3 separate regions of the Mus musculus genome follow, and all the other regions are linked to region 3. A link is a loop called in an ENCODE intact Hi-C map of the cell type or tissue named here. Cell type or tissue: left cerebral cortex. All regions are shown on one strand. Region 1 holds the start of Csnk2a2 (casein kinase 2, alpha prime polypeptide). Region 2 overlaps Csnk2a2 (casein kinase 2, alpha prime polypeptide). Region 3 overlaps Cnot1 (CCR4-NOT transcription complex, subunit 1).

What was found. Peaks named below come from ENCODE experiments on the same cell type or tissue, not always from the same donor. Only the 100,000 strongest peaks of a DNase experiment are listed, where the experiment ranks them.
Region 1: a loop joins it to region 3, with 2.0 times the contacts of the local background. A loop is called at or near these places in 2 of 42 quality-filtered maps.
Region 2: a loop joins it to region 3, with 3 times the contacts of the local background. A loop is called at or near these places in 9 of 42 quality-filtered maps.

What each region holds. Positions count from the first base shown.
Region 1 is chr8:95,485,156-95,493,155 of GRCm38, reverse strand. Csnk2a2 (casein kinase 2, alpha prime polypeptide) reads left to right here and starts at 4,336. Exons shown (of 12, transcript NM_009974.3): 1 at 4,336-4,812; 2 at 5,480-5,591. The coding sequence starts at 4,709. In left cerebral cortex, a CTCF peak has its summit at 4,223 (motif pointing right); DNase peaks (open chromatin) are centred at 840 and 4,257; H3K4me3 peaks cover 1,714 bases; H3K27ac peaks cover 1,347 bases.
Region 2 is chr8:95,457,700-95,465,699 of GRCm38, reverse strand. Csnk2a2 (casein kinase 2, alpha prime polypeptide) reads left to right here. Exons shown (of 12, transcript NM_009974.3): 5 at 1-49; 6 at 4,071-4,154; 7 at 4,912-5,022; 8 at 5,527-5,628. Among named protein-coding and RNA genes, the nearest start is that of Cfap20, 27 kb to the right of the region's middle. In left cerebral cortex, no CTCF peak of the experiment used is centred here; no DNase peak of the experiment used is centred here.
Region 3 is chr8:95,738,194-95,746,193 of GRCm38, reverse strand. It overlaps Cnot1 (CCR4-NOT transcription complex, subunit 1), which reads left to right. Exons shown (of 49, transcript NM_001372353.1): 26 at 503-619; 27 at 1,141-1,251; 28 at 1,554-1,631; 29 at 1,804-1,981; 30 at 2,960-3,090; 31 at 4,117-4,413; 32 at 5,125-5,265; 33 at 5,360-5,464; 34 at 6,267-6,386. Gm26493 (a small nucleolar RNA gene) reads left to right here; the gene lies at 1-134. Among named protein-coding and RNA genes, the nearest start is that of Gm26493, 4.0 kb to the left of the region's middle. In left cerebral cortex, a CTCF peak has its summit at 7,371 (motif pointing right); DNase peaks (open chromatin) are centred at 4,272 and 7,385.

The DNA.
Region 1 (8,000 bases), 250 kb after region 3:
TTTTTTTTTTTTCGAGACAGGGTTTCTCTGTGTAGCCCTGGCTGTCCTGGAACTCACTCTGTAGACCAAGCTGGCCTCAAACTCAGAAATCCACCTGCCTCTGTCTCCCAAGTGCTGGGATTAAAGGTGTGCATCACCATTGGCTATCATATCCAACTCTTAAGGGAGGTTTGGGTTTTTGTTTTGTTTTCTTTTCTTTTTTCTTTGCTTTTGTTTTTGTTTTAAGAAGAAACAATGTGAGGTAAAAAAAAAAAAAGACCTGTGAAACCTCTCAAATGTTTTGAAAATAGACCTTATCAAGACAGTAAATGGGGGCTCTAGATTTGAACCCCAACCCCAGGAAAAAACTTGTCAGAAAATGTTCTAAGATCTTCATAATGATTTTTATTTTGTTCGGTAAATTGGAGTCTAGAAGAGATGTCGGCGAGGAAGCACTGGATGATCTGATTCGAGGCATCTCCTTGCATCCTCTTTTCTATAATTTTGATCACATTCACTTGTATATGGCACACACAGTGAAGAAAAATCAGTACTGGGCTCTCCCTGCCCTTCCACCTACTTATGCAGAACTACCTGCTCGGTCTTTCACAAACCCAAGCCAGATTCCTTCAGCTGGACTGCCAGGGTACCACCTCATGTTAACCGTAGCCAGGCTGGCCATATAAAGAAAAGAAAAGAAAAGGGGGGGGGGGGGACTAAAGAAAAGCAGTGGGACCTTGCCAATACTGTGGGACACCCATCATCCTACTTTGCAACAAGCCATAAAAAAAACGCCTTCCACTTGGCTGTGGGAGGGCTGGCTATAGGTTTCAGGGCTGAGCCAATAGAGTATCAGCCAAATCCGGAGTATGTTGCGCCAGAGCCATGTGTGGGAGAATCCCCAAGCAGCCACAGGTGTGGGATCAGGTTATGAGACATGGGTGTGGGCAACGTGGTGAAGGATGAGAGGCAAGAACAGGGAGTGTGGGTGGGGCCAGAGGTGGGCCAGGGTGGAGGAGGCAAAGAATGGGGCTCTGCCAGGGCTTGGACACAGTTCTCAGATCAATGGCAGTGGCTTAGAATCCTCTCCAGGCCATAGTCTCCTTTGAGAACCTGACACATGCAGAGGAAAAAGAGCATACATGCTCAAACTAGCTACAATTTCTGCACAGTGTCAGGAGCTTTCTAGAGCTAAGAAAGTCTATCTAAGATTTAGGATTGTGACTTGCTGGTCTAGACAAGTTAATAGAACATTTTGAGGGGGGAAAAAGAAAACAAAAAAAATAAAACTTGGAGCAACCTTAAGATCTTAAGGGTGTGTTAAAAAGGAGATTGAGAGGGGGTGCCGTGTTTGGAATCAAGGTCAAAGTCCATGTGTTCGCTAAATGCTTTATTTCATTCAAATTTTAAAATGTATTTTATGTGCATTGGTGTTTTGGCTACGTGCGTGTCCCCGGAACTGGCATTGACAGACAGTTGTGAGCTGCAATTCGGGTGCTAGGAATTGAACCTGGGTCCTCTGGAAGAGCAGCCATTGATCTTAACCCCTGAGCTATATCTCTTTCCAGCCCACAGTTCTTGTTTTATTGAAGGTGTTAGAGTTTGCACAAAGTTGCAAATTTGTGGGCTTTTTCTTTTATGACAAGGTCTTGCTATGAAACCCAGGTGGACTTCAAACTCATGACTCTCCTACCTTTGCGCCTCCAGGGTCCTGGCGTTACGGTGCCTGAGTCAGTACTTGCGGATATTTGGCTTATGTCATTAATTGTCAGCCAGTGGTTCCTTCTTTCCATGGATGGTCATGTCCTTGGGAACCCATGGGTTTTTGTTATTTGTTGGTTTTCTACAGAGCCACTTGAGAATACATTGTGGAGATTAAAACAGTTCATCCTTCAACACTTGAAAATTTTAAAACCAAAGGGCTTTTCTTGTTTAACCCCAATATAAAGCTCATGTGCTTCAAGTTAGCATTAAAACAGTGGTATTTTCCAGGCAGTGGTGGCGCACGCCTTTGATCCCCAGCACTTGGGAGGCAGAGGCAGGTGAATTTCTGAGTTCGGGGCCAGCCTGGTCTACAGAGTGAGTTCCAGGATGGCCAGGGCTACACAGAGAAACCCTGTCTGGGAAAAACAAAAACATTGGTAATATATAATATACACCCCATATTAAAATTACCCCAGAGATAAGTGTATTCCTCTCTCTCTCTCTCTCTCTCTCTCTCACACACACACACACACACACACACACATACACACACAGTTCCTGCTTTTGCTTTTTTGTTGTCTTTTGTTTTTGAAATAGAGTCTACATAACCCACACTGGCCTGAAGCACATTACAGAATCTAGGCTATGCTGCTGCCTTAGCCTCCCAACTGCTAGGCTAACAGTCATGGACTACCCCACCTGGCCTGACCCATTTATTTATTTTGGATATTCTTTGCTGCTTTTGAATGATAAGGGCAGTAGAAATAGTGTGTCTGTCTCTCTAGGCTTCTGAATGGTTTGTTTTATTTTTTATTTTGGACAGGTCTCACTCCATAGTCCAGATAGACAGGCATCAAACTCATGCTGATCTGCCTGTCTTAACCTCCCAAGTACCAGGGTTACCAAAATGCACTACCACACCTGACTGCATCCCCCCACAAAAAAGTAAACAAACAAAACAAGATCTTACTATGTAGCTCAGGCTGGCCTTGAACCCACAGTCTACTCCTCAGGTAGGATTACAGTGTGCAGCCTCAGGGGTCGCTCTCAGTCTCCTTTACTCTAGAGCAGCACCTCAAGTTTTGTTTTGGCTGTGACACTGTTATTTTTTAGCAGTGTGAACTAGATTTTTTTGCTGAACTGTCCCTCAGTTTGGCCGTGTCTGGTTGGATGCAGGTTGAGCTTTTTTGACAGCAATGTGATGAGTGGTGTGTCCTTTCTCTGTGCGTCACACAGAAAGTCAGCTGGTCCATGCATAATATGACCTTCAGGGTCCCCTTTGTAACCAGCATGGTAACCGTGGGCCAAGAGCACTGTGTTGACTGAAGGCCTCCTGCCCGGCAGACACTGAGTGACCTGGTGGTGATCACCCAGCCCTAGTCATGCCTTCACATTGTTTTCACAGGGAGGGGACAGATGGCAAACCAGGAGAGGACTCATGCCAAGCTGTAGTTTTACGAAGGGCATGGAGGAGTCGCTGAGAGAAGTATCAACTTCAGAGAAAGTGGCCTCTAAGGTGAGATTTGAAAAAGAAAGCCAGTCATTTGTGGGGTGGCAGCGGTACCCCGTGGCCAAGCTCAGAGAGAAGAAGAAACTGAAAGACGGGCATGCGCTATTCTCAGGGAAGGAAAGGTGTAGAGTTTAACAACAGCGGGAACATGTAGTGTTTTAATATGGAGCAGTCCTTAGTCTCTGTACAGCTCTGTGAAGTCGGTGCTGGGTTGATGCTACAAAATCTGTAGCACGGAGACGTTGAGTCATTGGTTCAAATCTGCATTCCTTGCAAACTATGGAACCGGGACTTGAACCTCGATAGTTCGGTATGTGAAGAAAGAGGAAACGTGGCCTCATCTAGAAAACAGTGTGTGGGGGGGAGGGAGAGGGGGAGTTTAGAGTCAGAGCAACCTGGGCTGGAAGAAGAGATCCTTGTTGTTAAAGAATATGAACAGGAAAACAAGATAGCCGGGGACCCCAGGACATCAATGAGAGAGAAGACTGTTCAAGAAGTCCTCACTCCCCAGCTCTCCCTCCTCCCAAACAAACAAACAAACAAAATGGATATTTACATTCTCAAAGTATGATCCACAAATTACAGGTTCAATACAAAGGGGGAAAAACCCAGTTAACTTTATGGGGAAACTATCTGGTGGGCTCTGGTTTAAGCAAGTGGCCCAAAGGATGGCTCAGTGGGCTCTCAGGGAGGAATCTGGATGGGGAATTGGGAGGCGAGGGTAGCTTTAGGACTAGTTTGGTTTTCCTCTTGAAGGAAGGGATCTGTGGATGGCAGGGTGGGGTCCAGAGTGGGAAGAGGAGTGAGGAAGGGGGACAGTTTGAGGGGAGGGTTCTTGGGTTTCAAAGAAAGTCAGCTCAGGGCCAATATGGGAGGTCGTGGTGGGTGGACACGAGGTGACTGGACAGTGGAACTATGCTAAGCGCGGCGGCAGTCAAAGGTAGAGACTTCTGGGGGGTGGCCTGCAGTTGGGCAGGCAGCCGGCCACATTGCTTGGAGGGTGGCGAGCTCGCTGAGGGGGCGGGCGCCGGCCATAGTCCCCCCGCACTGTAGGGGGCGCTGTGGGCCGGGGCGGGCCGGGGCTGGGCGGCGGCCGCTCCTGGCGAGTGCGGCCCCTTTTCCGGGTTTCCTCCGCCTCCTCCTCCTCCCTCTTCGCCGCCGCCGCCGCTGCCGCTGCCCCTCTCCCGACCGGTGGCTGCCGCTGCCGCCACCACCGCCTCTGGGGGGCCGCGAGCCGAGCGGAGGCCTCCGCGGAGCACGAACCCCGCCGTCCCTCCGGCAGCCGAAGGCCCCGGGCCGGCTCGGCCGGCGCCTTCCGCGCCCCCCGGCCCGAGCGTCCGTCCGTCCGCCCGCCCCCGCGGGCCCGGCCTGGCGCGGACGCCCGCCGCCGCCGCCGCGCTCCTCCTCTTGCTTGGGCAGCCCGCGGCCCGCCGCTTCCCGTGCCTGCCGCCCCGCGCCCCGCGCCGCGCCGCCGCCGCCCTCGGCGCCCCGCGGCGCCCCCCGGTCCCGCCCGCCATGCCCGGCCCGGCCGCGGGCAGTCGGGCCCGGGTCTACGCCGAGGTGAACAGCCTGAGGAGCCGCGAGTACTGGGACTACGAAGCCCACGTCCCGAGCTGGGGGTAAAGCCGCCGCCGGCCGCCCCACGCGCGAACCGCACCCGCCGGCCGCTCGGCCTCGGGGCTGGCAGGGAGGCCCGGCCCCGGCCGCACGTGTCCCCGGCCTCTCCTGTCCGCCCTGCCTCGGTCCCCGGCTCAGCCGCCGGTGGGGAGAAGCGTGGGGTCGGGGGTGGGGGCGGCCCTTCCTCCTCAGACTTTGGGCTTCCTATGGGTTGGGAAGTCCATGGCTGTCCTCTTGAGCTGTTGAAATCTCTACCTCTTTACTTTCTGAAATGAGGCTGGGTGGGAGGGTCATTTTGAAGAGGGGCAGATTGTCTAGAGCGGGCAGTGCCCCCTGGAAGGTGTGAAATGGGAGGCAGGTGCCGTGGAGCCACGGGCAGGGCACCCCAGTACCACCAGGGGGGATGCTTCCCTTAGTCCCCTTAATGGCTCCTGAGGCCTTGTAGCTGCCCATTCCTCTTCTTGTTAAGAGTCAGTTAGGTTAGGAGCTCTGCAGAGTGAAGGGAGCCAAGCTTCTGTGTGGCTCTCATTTAAGAGAATGAGTTGCTGTGTGATGGTAGGAATACTTCCGAATGCTTGATTAGTTGGAGATGGCGGATGGATGTGTGGTGGACAGAGGCTTGCTTAATCCCAAATCCTGGCATTTATGTATATCTCTTGCCTTTCACAGTAATCAAGATGATTACCAACTGGTTCGAAAACTTGGTCGGGGCAAGTATAGTGAAGTATTTGAGGCCATTAACATCACCAACAATGAGAGGGTGGTTGTAAAAATTCTCAAGGTGAGTGGCCAACGGTGGCATGTAACCTTTCCCCCCACAGGGCAAAAGAACCAGCTATCCCAGAATAAGCATCTCCTACAGGACTCCTACCATGCTTTTCCTTGTGAACTTTTGAGAAAATGTGCGGGCTGGTCTTAATTCTGAGTTTGGTAGGTCAGGAACATTTAAAGTGTGAATTCTGAACTTCTCAAACAAAGCTTGTGAGGGGGGACTGTATCTGATATGGAATAAAGAGGTATTCGCAAGAGAGGAAGGAGTTTGCATGGAGAATCTGTCAACTGTAGGGATTCTAAATCTGTACTCGTTACTCTCTGCTCCCAGTTACTCCAGAAAAAGTCCGGAAAACCCAAAACAAAACAAAACTGGAGTCTGCTCAGAGATAAGTTTAAAGCCAAAAATTCAGGACAATTCCCTCAGTTGATATTTTCATTTCATGTAGCAGTAAAGTTTCAGGTGGGCTGGATATAGCAAGCCAGCCGCTAAGAGATCTGGGGCAACAGAAGAGTACATTCTAGCCCCTGAAATAATAACTGGAACAAAACTTGTCTCTGTGGCAAGACTAGCCCTCTCGCTTTGATAATGATAGGGCTTTTGTTATCACTCAAATGAAGACATGATCTTAATGAGCATGAAGAGTCAGCCAAGTTTCTGTACAGGTGATTGAAGATTCAATAGTGCTTTGTAGGTTGTTCGAGAGGGTGGTTCGTAGGACCTGAGCGGTTCTTCATGGTTGTCAAGTCATTTAAATGCATATGCTTGTCACCTTAGGATCTGGGCAGTTTTTCATGTTGTCAGATCACTTAACATGTATGTGTGTCACTAGTGAAAGAGCACTGGAGAGTGGTAGTGTTTCACCAGATTTTCACAGTGCCCAGTGAACAAAAATGCAGGATTGAAAAGCTTGTGCCTTAGGGCAGTTCTTATTTAATTGTGTAGATTTTAGCGTTGTGTGAATCACCTTTCAAAAAAAATGGCTGCTGCTAATGCTCCTTACCATCCTGGCCTAGTGATGAAGGAGCAGAGTTGCTGCAGAGATGGGTGATGCTATTGCTGCTGCCCAAGACACTGGGGTGAGAAGGAAGGAATGATGGCAGATAGGGAGCTTGGCCCCGCTAAGTATGAGTTGTACATTGGAGGTCTGTAGTTATGGGAGGGGTGTGTTTTAAGCAGAGAAATGTTTCCTTCAGGGAACTTGCTGGAGGAAACCATGCAATTTCATTACTTACATAAACCTGTTTTGAATAGAAGTTACTTCAGACATTTTCATTTTAAGGATAAGCAAAAACAAGCATAGTTGGGAATATCCATGTTCTGTTGCTGCACATTTGGAGGATTGAATTTGCCAAGTCTAAAGCAATTTCAGGGAAATGTCTAAATGTCTGTGCAGTAGCATTTTGGGACTAAGTGCTGTTTGCTGTGGAGTGTTTGGAAGGGAACAGTGCTCAGGTGTGTGTAAGCCCCAGTGTGTTTAAGGAAACATAGGGTTAGTAGTTTCCCATGGTTCTTGTGAGGAACTTCAGAGATGAGTTGCTTGATAGTTTTTCCTCTGCTCTAAAGATCCAATGCATATATTTACCACATCCAGTACGGAAGCGGCTTTAAATTATTTTTACAGATAGCAGACCTAGGCACAAAGAAATGTACCTGACATCATTGTTCTGTTGAAATGGACCTTCACCAGAGCTCTTCCTTCCTACTTCTTCATTCCTCTGAGTGTTCATTTCAGCCTGGGCTGTAGGATCTTAGCACTGAGCACAGGTTCAAGTTCAAGCATGAGATTTGGGAGACCCGCTCGATGCTCTAGTTCCTGACGTGTTTGGTTTTTCTCAGAGGGCAGTCTGAACCACCTCATACTCCTTTGTCAAACCACTGTGTAGGCATTTCTGTGTAGCTTTTCTTTATATTTGAAGGGTAGAGTAAGAAATCACTAATATTGTGGTTTTGCTTTTATAATGGATTGGAAGTATTTTTCAAAAAGAACAGAGGCTATACCAAAATTATGCTTATTACTCAAATAAGTTGAAGTTACGACTAATACCTACTATTGTGATATTTTCTCAGAGAAAATTAAGCCCTTAGCAGTGCCAGCTGCTCGGTTTAGGGCAGTCTGGGAAAGGTTTGCTTTTCATAGAATCTCACAGGAAAGACTAGGTGGGCACGTGGTGACTGAGACACAGGGCGCAGGCACTCAGTGACACTTCATATCAGTCTTTGTCATTTTGTCACAGTTGGGTGCGTAGTGATGGAGGGCTTTTATTTCATTTAACTTGCATGTAAGATTTCTAAGTATTTCATTTGTCAAGGTAAGTTGAGGCTATTAGAGGACTTTACAAATTTAAAAAGCTGCTAGTGAAAGGTCTGTGGGTTTTTTTGTTTTGTTTTATTTTTTTCTAAAACAGGGTTTCTCTG
Region 2 (8,000 bases), 280 kb after region 3:
GATCCTGACTGACTTTGATATCCGGTTTTATATGTATGAACTACTTAAAGTAAGTGGCGTTTGTTGATGGTGCTTTCCCCCTCAGGCTTGTATTTTTGAGAGGATGTTAAAAAATACAGAGAGAATTCAAGCAGAATATTTCTTAATAGAGAACTTAGTGAGACTTAAGTTCTGATGAGAATCCTGTTGTGAGACCTCACAGATTTTCAATCAAACTTGGAAATTTGGCCAAACAAGGAGTGCAGGGCCGTTATACAAAGTTCACAACCCCTCGTGTATGTCTCTTATTGGCAGTTGGAGTTTTTTTTCTTTGCCAGGTAATTAATCTTAGTTTTATGATTTAGTTTTAGTTTTATCTTAGTTCTTAGTTTTCTCTATGACAAGTGACCTCAGACTTTTTTTTTAAATGCCTTTTCAATTGCTTATAATTTGATGAGATGGCCTGGTAACTTTTTTTTTTTTTTTTTTTTAAGAGTCAGGGCTGCCTGACTGAGACAAGATAGTCTGGGTTGGGCTCATTCATGTGCCTGTGTGATGTGGGCTGGGGTTGCTGGAATAGTTGAGGTCCTGCCTTCCAAGTAACAGTAAGAGAATGGGAACCTCAGCCTGCAGCCTGCCAAGGTCAGCCCTGTAGTTTGGCCCTCAACATCAATATGTTTGTTGAATTAGTTGGTATAAAATGTTGGTTGGTTGGTTGGGTTTTGGGGGGGGGGTCGGGGTGCGGTTAGTGTTTTAGTTTTCTAAAGGCAGGGTTTCTCTCCTGGAACTCCCTCTGTAGACCAGGTTCCAGGGGATCCTCAAACTCAGAGATCTGCTTGCCTCCACTTCCCGAGTGCTTGGGAACAAGGCCAATTGCCACCACCTGGCAGTTACTATTTCTTTCTTGATGGGAAAGTTATGAAGAGGGATATACATAATTGGCAGACCTTTGATAATTGGCAGACATTTGCAGCCATCTTTTTAGTTTTTCAAACTGTCTTTTAACATCCCTTTTTTGTATGAGAACATCTGCATCTCACCTGCGCTGGCTAGTTTGAGCAAGTGAGAAGTGATGGGTGAACCTTCTAAGTGACTTACCAAGTACTAAAAAATCGAAGCATTATCAATCAACAGACACCTGTTTTTATTTGTCTTGATGAACACTGCAGTAAAGCACTGTGAACCAGCCTTGTATACCTTTTGGGTAATGGATCACTAAGAACTTAATAACAACTTTGTACCCCCCCAGAAGTGCATCATAAATACAAAATTGGCCAACATGGTGGCACATAACTTTAATCCTGGCACTTGTGGGGTAGAGGTAGGCGAATCTCTTGAGTTTAATGCTTGTGAACCTCAATTAAGAAAATTGCCAAGATGGGGTTTGTATGGGAACTGAAAAACATTGCTCAAGCAAAATACCAGGTTGAAAGGCTGGACTTGGGGAGTGGAAGTTTGCAGATCTGGCTTCCTGAAATGTTTTCCTTAGAATTGTTCTTGAGTGATCTGCCTGTTACTAGAGCCAGAATGCTGGGCTTAGAATTCACTAGTGTCTGTTGAGCTTTGTTAGGAAGGATAGACTGCTTGACCTGGCCTTCCTTTCCTGTGGAAGTGTGCAGTGGGAAGAGGTTTGCCATGCTGTGAACTTCAAGCTGTGCCTTTGCTAGAGGTCTTCCCAGAAATCCCCATGCATGCACTATGAGAACCACTGTCCTCTTCTCACAGGAGCTCATTTAAGTCACTTTCGAGTCTTGGAGTTTTTAGCTAGCACAAGCTCCATGAAGACAAACCTAGCACATCAGTGCTCAGTGCTGGTGCCCACGCTGCTGTCCAGTGATGGCAGTGAGCTATCTCTTTCTGCTAATGTGGCAAAATCCCAATGTCTAGGAGCAGAAGCTGTGGCAGATATTAAAACTGAAGTACCCCTCAAGGAATGTACAGGCATGTTAGGAACCCACAGTATGTCTGGCCACTGTACCCTGCCAAGAACTAATCGCTGCTTTTTTTTTTTTTTTTTTTTTTTGGCTCAGTCCTTGGTTCCATCCTATATTTTTCATATCCCAGGTATTGTCAGAATTAGATCTTTGACAGAGACTAGATAAAATGAAAAAAAAAATCAACATTTTCTTTTAGAAAATAGGAAATATTTAACCTTGCTGAAAATGTAGAAGAAGCCGGGCGGTGGTGTCGCACACCTTTAATCCCAGCACTCGGGAGTCAGAGGCAGGCGGATTTTTGAGTTCAAGGCCAGCCTGGTCTACAAAGTGAGTTCCAGGACAGCAGAGAGAGAGACAGAGAGAGAGAGAGAGACACAGACAGACAGACAGACAGGGACAGAGAAGGACAGAGACAGACAGAGACAGACCGACCTGAGGCTGAAGGCTGTGGGTGACTGCTCAGTGACTGCCGCTGCCCGCCAGGCTTTCTGTGATCGGATTCAGATTTAGGGTGTGGTGTGTGCCCTCACGGTCCCTAGTTTCATAAGACAACTGCAGAGATGGATTTGGGTGAGAGCTATGAAGATCTGGGTAAACAAATACCAGTTGAAAGAAGGCACCAAGAGCTCGTTGCAATCTTGCTACATCTATTGTAAAGCAAAACAAAAAAATGGAAATAGAACATAGGTAAAGTAAATCAATCTTAAGTCTCCATGGTATTCCATTGTAAATCCTCCAGTCAGATGTCCTTAAATCTGTGGTAGCTGTTTAAATTAAGCAAAACTAAGAGTTCTGTTATCTGTAGGACACTGGTCATATACCAGGTGCTTAGTGGCCTTGCATAGCTGGGACAAGCTGTAACTATAGATTGTTTTTGCTGCAGAAACAGTAGCGTAATTGCGGATGTCCAGGAAGTGACCCTGGCTCCTTCCTCTCAGTATTTCTTTCTTGGGAGATTATGTCACTGATTATGTCACCTTGTCCCCAGGTTCTGTATTGCCCATTCTCCAAATTCATACTAAAAGCATCAACTTTGTTGTTGTTGCTGTAGATTAGGGGAGCATATTGTTGGCATCAGGCTGATGCTCCTCTGTGGCATAAAGCTGCCTGGGATGGTGTCCTTTTCAGTCTTGCTGTCCCCAGCCAGGAGGTACTTGTTCTCAGAGTTACCTAAAAGGAAAAGGGCATATTCATACAAATTTAAAGATTTAAATAAATATTTCTTCAAAGGCAGCATATAGACTGACCAATAAAGAGGTGACAAATGTGTTTCAGCGCTAATAAGGAAATACAAGTCAGAAACACATTAAGATACTACTTTAACCCACCTGAATAACTGTTATTTTAGAAAGGGTGTGACAGGGATTGGCCAGTGTGTAAAACTGGAACCATCCTGTGTTAGACTTGAGAAAACAGGCAGTTCCTTAGAAAATGTAAAGTTTTATACAGCAAGGAACTTCCCAAGATAAATAGATGCATATTCCCCCAAAAGTCTTCCACGTGCTTATTCAATGCAGCGTGTTCTCAACAGCCAAAAGTAGAAACAACCCCAGTGCAGCAAACTAATAAGTTCATACAACTACTCAATCTCAAAAGCACAGTGAAAGAAAGGAGACCAAGGACCAAAAAAGTCTAGATCACAGAGCAGATCCAGCAGTGGCTTGAAGTCACTCTGTGTGGGAATTTGGTCCTGAGAGTTGTAAAGTGTGGTAGCAATGGTTACGGGGTTTTCTACTTACTAAAGATCACAGGCTTTCAACCCATAAAAGCCTCTTATATTGATTCTATTACAGAAAATAATTTTCTCTCAGAATTATAATGTTGGTTTTTAAAAGCTAAGTGGCTCAGATTTTATATTTAAGTAAAATGTAAATGCTTCTTAGCCTAGAAAACTCACGCTTATGTCTGCCTTGTTAGAAGATGTATTAGGATGTCATTCTTCAGGTCCCACGTGCTGGGTCTCGTTCCCTCCTTATAAAGCAACCTTCAGCATGACCATTGAAAGCCCCCTTTCTACTGGCTGCCAGCTGTAGTGTCCACAGAGAGCTTTTTTGAGACCATTCAAGTTAAAGTGTCACAAATAATAAGAATGTGTTTGCATTGGGGGCGATTAAAGGGTTTGCTTACTTTTCTCTGTGCTTTCTTACCTACTAGGCTCTGGATTACTGCCACAGCAAGGGAATCATGCACAGGGATGTGAAACCTCACAATGTCATGATAGATCACCAACAAAAAAAGGTACCAATCCAGCCAGGCAGCACCAAACCTTTGCTGAAGGCTTAGGGAAGATCTAAACCTCGTCAAATAGCATTGTGGTATCAGTAGACACGATGCTGTCTATGCTGTCTGTAGACCATGCTGATTCCTTTTGTAGACTGATTACTCTGACTTCTCTAGTCTCCTGTATTATTAGTTTCTACCAGGAACGTGTGTACATGCTAACCATGACTATAGTTTCTGGTTTTATTTTAGTTCTAGAGTTGACAGGGCTTTAGGAAGAAACTACAACAGTGGTTTCTACGTCACTTCTTCATGATCATTCCAGTCCAACTAGCCCTAAGAGATACACTTGGGGCCCTCCAACTCTGGCTGTCACAGCCAGTGTTAGCTTAATAACCAGTTAGAGCAGTGTGCAGTGCTTCTGCCTGGAGGGAGCCATACATGTCCTTCAGTGTTGCCTGGAGCTCATGTTAACAGCCGTGAGTGATGGGGGAGTGTGTTCCATATGTAAGTAGCATGGAGGCAGAAACAAGGTTGAGTTCTGATGATCTGGAGAGAGTAAAAGACCAGGGTAACTTAAAGGGAAAAACTCGGAAACATTCCAAGTGCTCCAGAAATGACCTCATCTGCAGTTCTTGAAGTGTAGTCTTCCATGGGTACACTCCTACTCTATGTGATCAAGTACCTGTTATAGATACGTGCTGTGGCCTCACCACAGGCATGGGCATGTCCAAGGGCATCTTTCATGGTCTGTTTCCTCTTGTCTTTCTTATAGCTCCGACTGATTGATTGGGGTCTGGCAGAGTTCTATCATCCTGCTCAGGAGTACAATGTTCGAGTGGCCTCGAGGTACTTCAAGGGACCAGAGCTCCTTGTGGACTATCAGGTGAGCGTGTCAGTGAAGCTGCTCTGCTCTGCATTAATTTTATATTTTCTTAGGGATTTTCCTGGTTTGCTATGTAGTCGATGGATTCATACAAAACCCAGTTATTATTCTACTCTATAAAGCTTTTTCTCAACTACATTAAATTTTTTTTCATTATGTATGTATAAGCTTACTTGTACCACAGCCCACGTGTGAGGGTTAGAGGGGTTTGTTCTCTCCACCATGTTGGTTCTTGGCATAAGGATTAGGTTGTTGGGGTTGGCAGCCTTGGATACTTAGTCTACCAGCTGAGCCTCTTGCTGCCCTTTTTTTTTTTTTAAGGAAAGAATGACTTTTAGTTATAACTTCAGAAAGGCTAAGAATGGAACTTGCCTGATAAGTATAAGACCCTAGTGCCTTAGAAATACGGGCCAATCTTCAGGAGTCAGATGAGTACTAGAAACTCCATCAGTACAAAGAGTTTCTAGCCATCTTTGACTGATCGACCGTCCTTACTGCCTTCAGATGTATGATTATAGCTTGGACATGTGGAGCTTGGGCTGCATGTTAGCGAGCATGATATTCCGAAAGGAGCCATTCTTCCACGGGCAGGACAACTATGACCAGGTGAGCAGATTATGTTATAAATGCTAGAGATATAACATTTGAGCCATGAATGTCACTCACTATATATGGGCTACCATGTAAGCTGATGAGTTGTTCAGAATTGTGTCTGTGGTACAAAATCCCAAAGCATGCAGACATTTGCTGTCTATGCTGAACCTTCAAGATGGGTCTAAGAAATAAGGTATCTCTTTGTTGCAGTAAATCTCCAGCCCCAATATGTCCGAGCAAAAACCACACAACTCAGTTACAGCATTCACAAGCTGCACAGCTAGATTGGGCACATTTACCGCTACACTACTCTGTCGCCCATCTATGAGATCCCTTGTTACTTGCGGCTTCTCCAGGCCACGTGGTACTATTCCATCTTCCACCTCCTCTTCCTCTGTCTTTCTTTCCTCTTTCTTCTCTTCCTCCTCTCTAAAACCTCCAGCCCCACCTTTCCCTTCCACTGCCCAATCACAGGCTCTAGCCTTTATCTGACCAGTTAGAATGAGGAGAAGGTTCACATGAGATCACCTGAGCACATGATCCACTCCTTATTCGGGCAGCCCCTCTTGAGGAAGCAGAGTTAACATCAGAATACAAATAGCACCAGGGCAAGCCACAATGTTTCCCCCTTTTTGTACAATTAAAGGGCTCTCCCTTTTTTTTTTCCCCCTCGTATAAATTGAGTACAACTATTATGCAATTTAGAAAGTATAAGATATATTTAAAACCCAGTCTGTCATATTGTCAATTTAGATAAAACACTCTACCATCTATCCTAACTTTAAAAGCTTACAATTTTATATCTGAATTATATTCTGGTTTTAGCTTGTATTACCATCTGAAAATCATCCTCTCAAATCTGTATCATCTCTCTTAATGTTAAACAGTTTGAGTGCTATGAAACTATAACTAGTCTTCAACTCCATCAGAAATCCAAAAATGACTTAAATATTACCTGAAAATATAGGAAGCACAAGAGATAGCTTCCAAAATTTAAACATTTTGTAGAGACAGCTGACTACCTGGACAGTCCCTAATTCCTCAAAATGTTAGAGCTTCAGTCTCCAACATTTATACCTTAACTATTCTTAGTCATTTCTACTTGAGTAAATTAAAAACACTTTATTATAATTAAATCCGAATATATAATGAGCCTTCTGGCCCAGGATCATCTGACAGACTTTTGTAAAGCAGAATTGTGAAGGACTGCTTACCCTGTCTTGCTTGGCAGAGCTACCGGTCAACTATTTCACATAGTATGACCTTTTCCTGGACAGTATTTTTGTAGATGAATTGAGGCAATTTTTGCCTAGTGGTAATCTCTCCACGACTGGAGCAATTCTATTGATATTTAATTTTTTTCTTTGAACCAAGAAAGGGGTGTAGTCAGGAGCAGACTAGATTCTAGTCAAATGATCTTTAATAATGAAATGGCCTTAAATGTTGTATTCTGTGGACTTCTGTCCACAGAAGACTATCTGTCGGGGGCTGGAGAGATGGCTCAGTGGTTAAGAGCACTGACTGCACTTCCGAAGGTCCTGAGTTCTAATCCCAGCAACCACATGGTAGCTCACAACCATCCATAACAAAAGCTGACTCCTTCTTGAGTGTCTTTAAGACAGCTACAGTGTGCTTACATATAATAAATAAATCTTTTTTTAAAAAAGAAGACTGTCTATCTATTTAAAGTATATCTGAACTGTTATACCTTAACTATTCTTAGTCATTTCTATTTGAGTAAATTAAAAACACTTTATTATAATTAAATCAGAATATAATATAATCTAGCCCTTGACTTGTATTACTTAATCATCCTAAACACTGTTTTTACTCTTTTAAAGTTAAAAAAAGATTTATTTACTTATTTTAATACCTAAATACACTGTAGTTGTCTTCAGACACACCAGAAGAGGCCGTCAGATCTCGTTACGGATGGTTGTAAGGCACCATGTGGTTGCTGGGATTTGAGCTCAGGACCTTTGGAGGAGCAGTCAGTGTTCTTACCCGCTGAGCTGTCTCTCCAACCCCTAAACACTTTTTAACGGGAGTTATTAGAAGGACTGGGTCCAAGCCTTGTATTCTTAGAAGAGTTGTACAGGCACAATGCCTATCAAAGAGTAACAATAATAATTTTAAATCTTGTATCAATATAAGAAATTTAAATCTGTATTATTCTATAAATTGTATATCAATGTAAAATTTTAACTTCAAGTTGCATTAATTATAAAAATTTCTGCCAACGTAGGATATGGCTGTATAATTTTTTTTTTTGAAAATTTGATAACCTATCCCTATGACAACCCACAATATCTCTTTGTCTAACAAAATCAGATTCTAGACATTAGATCACAATGTCCTCAAAGATATTAGCATCTAAATTACGT
Region 3 (8,000 bases):
CACTATATTTAAACCTATGTATGGGAAATTTCCCCATTCTTGGTTACGCTGTAGTGCAAAAAGAATTCCTGGCTCCTTGTAGCACAGCTGACTGATGCCATTTTGCTGTTGCTTTATGGAGTTAAGGGACATGACTGTACAGCTTGCGTTATCTTTTCTAGGAAGGAGTTCTGTAGTCTTTGGAATTTCCTACGTACTCTGAGGCAAACAACAACCATTCATTTGTTTGCTTTCTCTGTCATGCTGGGATTCAGATTCAGGGTCTTAGACATGGTAGATCAGTATTCCACCTCGTGAGCTCTTTAAAACCTGTTTCAAAGGTAGTATCGACAGTTTGCTAATGCATGCAGTAAGATACCAATGGGATACACGGGATAGGTCTGCTTTGGGTAGGTGCTCAGAATTGATTTCTTTTAGAGAGGCCAGGGAAACTCTCAAATACGAAATTGAGAATTTCTTTTATATGCTTATTCACTTATTTATAAATTCTGTATTATCGCAGGTGCTGCTGACTTCTGATAAAGCTGCGGCCAATTTCTCAGATCGTTCTTTGCTGAAGAACTTGGGACATTGGTTAGGAATGATCACATTAGCTAAAAATAAACCCATCTTACACACAGTGAGTTTTAAGATGGATATATGTTTTGAACTTGGCTATAAGAAATGTTTTAATTGTCACTGGGATTTTATGTCTTTGACCATGTTTGAATTCTTATTTCTGTGCTCGTGGTCTCTTAGGCTCTTTTAGGATACAGAAAAGCCAGTGGGTGTGCTTTTTGTCGGGCAAGAATCAGATAATGTATGTTGGCAAATGAGCTTTTAGTGAGATATTATTCTTTTTTTTCTCTTTTTGCGCATATATATATATATTTATATTTCAAATTTCAAATGCTATCCCGAAAGTCCCCTATATCCTCCCCCCGCCCTGCTCCCCAACCCACCCACTCCCACTTCTTGGTCCTGCCGTTCCCCTGTACTGGGGCATATAAGGTTGGCAATACCAAGGGGCCTCTCTTCCCAGTGATGGCCGACTAGGCCATGAGATACTATTCTTAGGTTCTTATTTTATTTTACTTTTCCCTGAGGACTTCTGGAACAGAAGAACATCAGCTTCTCAAATGTTTTGTTTTAAAATTCTAGGACTTGGATGTGAAATCTTTGCTGTTAGAGGCTTACGTTAAAGGACAGCAAGAGTTGCTCTATGTGGTGCCCTTTGTTGCCAAAGTTCTAGAGTCCAGCATTCGCAGCCTGGTGAGTAAATGTTAGTCCTGGGGAATTGGTGAGAGGCTGCTCACACAATACCAAAAGATCAGAGCTTTATTCTTGTGCACATAGAGCTAGTTGAACAATCTTCCTTAGTTGGTCCTAGATTATTACACATTAAGTTAGGTGAAGAGGCTGAGTGGATCAGCTTTCCACTCCGTTTTGTGTTTTTCTGGAATGGGTTGTATCTAAGAATGGGGCTTTTGTCACTGTCATGTTTATTTACTTGTTGGAATAATACAGAGTAAAGGTTTGATTTAGGCTGCCTTAATATCATAGCTCTTCTTTAGGTTTTTAGACCACCAAACCCCTGGACAATGGCAATTATGAATGTATTGGCTGAGCTGCATCAGGAGCATGACTTAAAGGTAAAAGAGCTGCCTCTCTCAGAGGATTCTGGGCCTTCAGATGATTTAATGTAAAGATAGACCAGTACAGGGGGTAGGCAGTGGTCATTGCACCAGTGGATTGAATTGTAGGATATATTATGGACAGAGCTCAAATTTTCTCTTATTCTAATTAAATACTGGAATCATGCAGTTAAACCTGAAGTTTGAGATTGAGGTGCTCTGTAAGAACCTTGCATTAGACATCAATGAGCTCAAACCTGGAAACCTGCTGAAAGATAAAGATCGTCTGAAGAACTTAGATGAGCAACTCTCTGCTCCAAAGAAAGATGTCAAGCAGCCCGAAGAGCTTCCTGCCATCACAACAACAAGTAAGTGCACAAGTTCATCAGATCCTTCTCAGATGACACCACTCCTCATAAGCCACCTAGCAACCACCCCACACTGTGAGCCATCTGATTATCAAGTGTGAGCAGCATCTAAGGATAGGCTTACTAGATCGTCTCACTATCTCTTAAGATAATTTTAAGCAATTATGAGTAGATGAGTTGTTCTTATATCATAGCCTGGCTAGCTTATCTTGCAAAACATTTAAGTATCACAGTACTTGAATGACATAATAGTATACATTATTTCTTAAAATCCAGGGTTTGCCAGATCAGTCATGCCTACAAGGACAATCTTATCTGCATCAAGACAAGAGGTTTAGAGGTACAGGGCTCTAATCTTAAGAAACTAAAGGCAAGAGGATTGTGCATTTGAGGACAACTTAAGCTACATGAGTTTGAACCAGCCTGGGACCCTGTTTAAAAATCATTCCACAGACGCACAATGTGCACACAGAGAGGGAGAGACAGACAGACAGAGACGCACTGGCACTCACTAGTGAGACACACAGGCACACATACTCCCTGGTGATGGTGGGATTGCCTTTGGGAGTTGGATGTAGTTATATTAAAGGTGAGGAGTTGGTAGAATATGCCAACCAGCACCCAACACCTCTTCTCCCACCAGCCTTCTCTTGGCATCTGACAAATCCCAAATGAGCCTGGTAAAGGCTAGGTTGAGAACATGTACCCACAACACTGCCAGATATTGGAAGCTTGGCCTGCCTAATACAGGATTATCCTGAAAATGTTCCTGTGCTGTAGACATTGCCACTAATAGACCGGCTCATATGTCATACAATAGCAGAATTTCTTTTTCAAAATGGGAAAAATATGACATTAGCTGCCCCTACTCAAGAGTTGAGACATAGTTTAAATAGATAAGATCCATTTATTATCCAGCTGATTTCTTTGTTCAGTCGATAAATGTGCTTTTTATCTTTTACTTTACTTTACATGTAGCAACTTCTACAACACCAGCTACCAGTACTACGTGTACAGCCACAGTTCCACCACAGCCACAGTACAGCTACCACGACATCAATGTCTACTCTCTAGCAGGCCTGGCACCTCATATTACTCTAAACCCTACAGTGAGTGAAAACTTATCCTTCTTCTTTTAAAAGATTGACTTATGTGTTTTACCTGAATGCATGCCTGTGCACTACATGCTTGTTAGGTACCCAAGGTGATCGGAAAAGAACATCAGCTCTCCTGAAATTGGAGTTACAGGTGGTCATGCGTGAGCTACCATATTGGTTCTGGGAATCAAATCCTGATCCCTCTGCAAGAGCAGCAAGTGCTTAAACGCTGGGCCATCTCTGCAGCCCCAGAATGCTTTGACTTCTAGTTTGTGGCAGTGAACTCTTGGTTACTTACTTCCCTGTTTACCAGCTTTCCCCTGGGATATTTTTTTAAAAAGTAGGGGATCTATAATGTGTATATTACAATAGGCAAACATTTTAAGCGGTTAGGATTTCTATTTTTTACTCTTAACCCTACCCCACAGTGATTTAATTATGCCAGCAATAAAAAGAGATTCTTCTTGATGTATACTATAGTATTTTCCTTTGGCCTTCATTATCATGCCACTTTGGCCTGCTATTTAAAGCTACTTCTTTTGGCAGAATGCAGTTTGTATATATAATTTTTAAATCAAAGTCTTTACATTTAGCTTTATTTTATGTATAGGAATGTTTTGCCTGCATGCATGTATAAGCCACATGTGTGCCTGAGGCAGCAGATCTGGAAATGGAGTTATGACTATTGTGAAGCTACACAGTGGGGGTGCTGGGAACCATAGCCCAGGGACTCTGCAAGAGCAGCGAGTGCTTTTCACCAGCCAGCCGTCTGCTGATACTGCCTTCCTAACGGATAATTTAGCTATAACTTTAACTTAGAAAGTCATATGTCTATAAGCAAGTACTATTTGTTTAATGAGCTTGTTAAAATTGAAGGGGATTAAACAGATAAAAACAGATCACAGGTTATACTGACTTCTTTTCTTCCTAGGTTCTGTTTCCTGGGGCTTTGTTAGTTTTATGTGAACTCTGTGGTTTCTGTAGCATTGAAGGAGTACCAGAGTCAGATGTGACTTGTGCCTTGTTTCCTCCTTCCAGATCCCTTTATTTCAAGCTCATCCTCAGCTGAAGCAGTGTGTGCGGCAAGCAATTGAAAGAGCTGTCCAGGAGCTTGTCCATCCTGTGGTGGATCGCTCAATTAAGATTGCTATGACTACGTGCGAACAGATAGTCAGAAAGGACTTTGCCCTGGATTCTGAGGAGTCTCGAATGAGAATAGCAGCTCATCACATGATGCGGAACTTGACAGCTGGAATGGCTATGATTACTTGCAGGGAACCTTTACTGATGAGCATATCCACCAACCTCAAAAACAGCTTTGCCTCAGCCCTGCGTGTAAGCAGACTGTTTTGTGTACTATAAAATGTATTACTGGTCTGTAAGAGCTTGGGCCTGTGCTGTGTGTGTGTGTGTGTGTGTGTGTGTGTGTGTGTGTGTGTGTGTGTGTGTGTGTGTGTGTGAGAGAGAGAGAGAGAATTTGAATGAATGTGAATGAATGAATGAGAATGAGTTAGGGCAAACTCCTTAGCACTGAAGGATACTTCCAGCCTCTGGCGTCTTTTAGATTCTAAGTTGTGTTAAGGCAAAGTGTTGCGTTTGCTTCTTTTTTATGTAGTTCTGTGCTCAGTGTTACTTGTCAGATACTCAGCAGTACCCAAGAGAAGAGGACTTTTTTTTTTTTTTTTTTTAGTTTGGAGCCAGCATCTCAAACATAGATGAATTTAGATTACAGCAGTTGGACTAATAGTTTATAATATATAGTTACTTTACTTTTATCACTTCAAGTAATTTTTCATTTTGAAGTTGTGGGTATCAGATTTAAGAATTCTTGCTTCTTAACAGTTCACAAATTGTTCAGTATGTTCACCACAACCTGATGAAATGTTGAAAAGTATTTTCATCTTATATGTGAATGAATTAGGAATATTTGTAGGTTTCTGCTGGTACATAGGTAGTACCAGAATATGGAATGACCTGTTGACCATACCGCATTTCCTGTTGTACATTTTAGAATTGCTCTTTTCTTTTGTCTTGTGTTCTCAATAGACTGCATCCCCACAGCAAAGGGAAATGATGGACCAGGCTGCTGCTCAGTTAGCTCAGGACAATTGTGAATTAGCTTGTTGTTTTATTCAGAAAACTGCAGTGGAGAAAGCAGGCCCTGAGATGGACAAGAGATTGGCAACTGTAAGTGTTTAGTGTGTATCTGTAAGGTTGTGGTTTCTTTGAGTCTGAGGAAGTGTCTCATAACAAGAGCCTCAGTGACGTTTTGTATTTGTAGGAATTTGAGCTGAGGAAGCATGCCCGGCAAGAAGGACGTAGGTACTGTGATCCTGTGGTCTTAACCTACCAAGCCGAGCGGATGCCGGAGCAGATCAGGCTGAAAGTGAGAACTGAGGCTCTTGCCTCCTTGCTTCCCCTCTCTTTCTCTGTCACTGTTGCATGAACCCCTCCTAAGGACTGTGCATCTATATGCTGCTGCTGAAGGAGCATCTCTGGTAGCAGCTCACTTTCACATTTCCTAGCAAGGATAAAAAGAGTGCATGGACTACTGAAGTTGTGTTTTCCCAACTTAAATTTGCCTTTTCATATTTTCTGGTATTTATCTTTTTATTGATAGCTCCTTATTGATCCCAACAAGATGGTGAGGGTTTGATACTATTTACCCCAAGGGAGAGGAGACTTCCATGGCAGTCTCCTCTTGAGGCATTTCCTAGCGATTGTTGTTGAGACAAGGCTTCCATGTGGACCAAACTGCCTCAAACTTATAATCATCTGGTCTCTACTAAGTCCCAAGTGCCGGGGCAGGGACTGCAGACAGTGCTGTTATAGGGACTCCAGTAAGGAATTATTAATGACTGTAAGTGACACTGACTCTAACAGGAAAATGAGAAAACCTCTTCTGTGATCTGTTGGCATGAATGCTGGCATATGTTGTATTAACTGTTGTATCAGAATTCTGTGCAAGCTTATCACTTGTAGAAAATAAGTTTTAGCTGGGCATTTTAGCAGGGGGTCTGGTGGGGGTGGGGAGAAGCAAGGATCTCTTGAGTTTGAGACCAGCCTGATCTAGTGAGTTCTATTACCAGAGAGAGACTCCATCTCAACTCTTCCACCTCAAAATAAAATAATCCGTTTCTTTTGATTGTGAAGTGAATTCTACCCAAAAAAGGCTTTCTTCTTTTAAGGTTGGTGGTGTGGACCCAAAGCAGCTAGCCGTCTATGAAGAGTTTGCACGAAATGTGCCTGGCTTCTTACCTACAAATGACTTAAGTCAGCCTACAGGGTTTTTAGCTCAGCCCATGAAGGTAAATACCTCATTTGATTAACTTGTTTGTGTTGTGGAATACAATTTAATAGTGCATTGCTTTCTGCTGGGGAGCTTGTTACCGGGTAGGAAAATGGAAGCCATTGGTTACAACTGATCTTTGTTAGATCAGCATGTCAAGCAGTGTAGTGAGTCCTGGCATTAGCTTGACTACTGTTTAGTTCAAGGAAACTTAACTTTTGACTTCCCTTTCCTTTTTTAAATATTTGTTTCTTTAATTTATACTTAAATTTAATGAAAGGGAGTTTCTAAGATTGTGCAGCACATTTAATTGAAGTTGACACTACAAGGAAAACATTTTCCCATAAACCACTTGAGTTGTAGAGCTGCTATCTGCTTTGTTTCTGTTGATTTACTTTTAGAAAGAAAATAACATAAAGCACCTTTATTGAATTTGTATTCTTTTCTGGAGGCTCTTGTCTCTTTTAAAAATAATTTTAAGGTTTAGTTTTTATTAATTTCATCTCTATTATTTTCTTACTTATCCATCTCCAGTTCCTCTGGAGTCCCAGGAAAGAGAAAAAGATTGCTATAAATTGTCCTCTGACTTCCACATATGCATCCATATTCCGCTGAATTTAATGAGGGCAGCCTTCATCGGCATGGGTATAGGTGGGGTTTTTCTGGATCCTAGAAGCTTAACATAAGCTACACCCCAAAAACATATTTGTACCCTTGTTTAAATAATTCCCTGAGCCTTAGAGGAAGTGTTCAGGGCAAAGTTCAACAGTTACTCATTCTCAGCTCCTTGACCAGTCTTCTCTGTTAACCATTGGAAAACAAGCTTTTGCAACGTAGGTTGAGAGGAGTATTAAGAGTATAAAGATGCATATTTAGAAGACAGTTCGACAACATGTCCACTTAGCGAAACAAAAGTAGTAATTTCCTTTCCACCAGAGTCGTCCCAACCATGGGCTTTTAGCCGGTTTTATAGTACGAGGCTTGAATTCCCTCCTTGGAGTGGGACTCATTTCAGCCAGAAGGTGGCAGATTATCCCCATATTGATGCCACTATTGCACCGGTAGACATATCTTACTTGACTTAGAGCTTACATGGCTCACAGCTGAGTAGGGCCATAGAGAATTCCCTAGCAGCCTACAGATTAATTTCCTATGCTAAGAAAGCTACCTAGCAGAGGAGCTTGTTTTAGTTCAGTTCTAGCTTGTTGTTTGGTTTGTTTTGCTTTTTTTTTCTCCCATTTTCTGTTCTACTGCTTGGCAGCTGTGAGTAATTGCAGTAGCCTGTCTTGTTTTGAGGGGCTCTAAGACTTCCCTGAACAACAACCTGTTAGGGGGGTATCGAATGGGAATTTTGGTAACTAGGATATCATTTACTTACTAATGTTTAACACTGCCCATTCATTCAGTCTTAGTTTTTCTCTTCCCGTCACCTCTCAGTGTGTATACACAAATTAAGTTTTGTTTGCTTGTTTTTGTTTGTGTGTGTATTTTTTTTTGTTGTTGTTGTTGTTGTTGTATTTGAGATTGGGTTTCATAGAGCTCAGAATCGTTTTGAACTCTGTAGCCAAGGGTGACTTTGCCCTCCTAATCTTCTGCCCCCACCTCCCACCTCCTTAGTGTTAGAATTACAAAT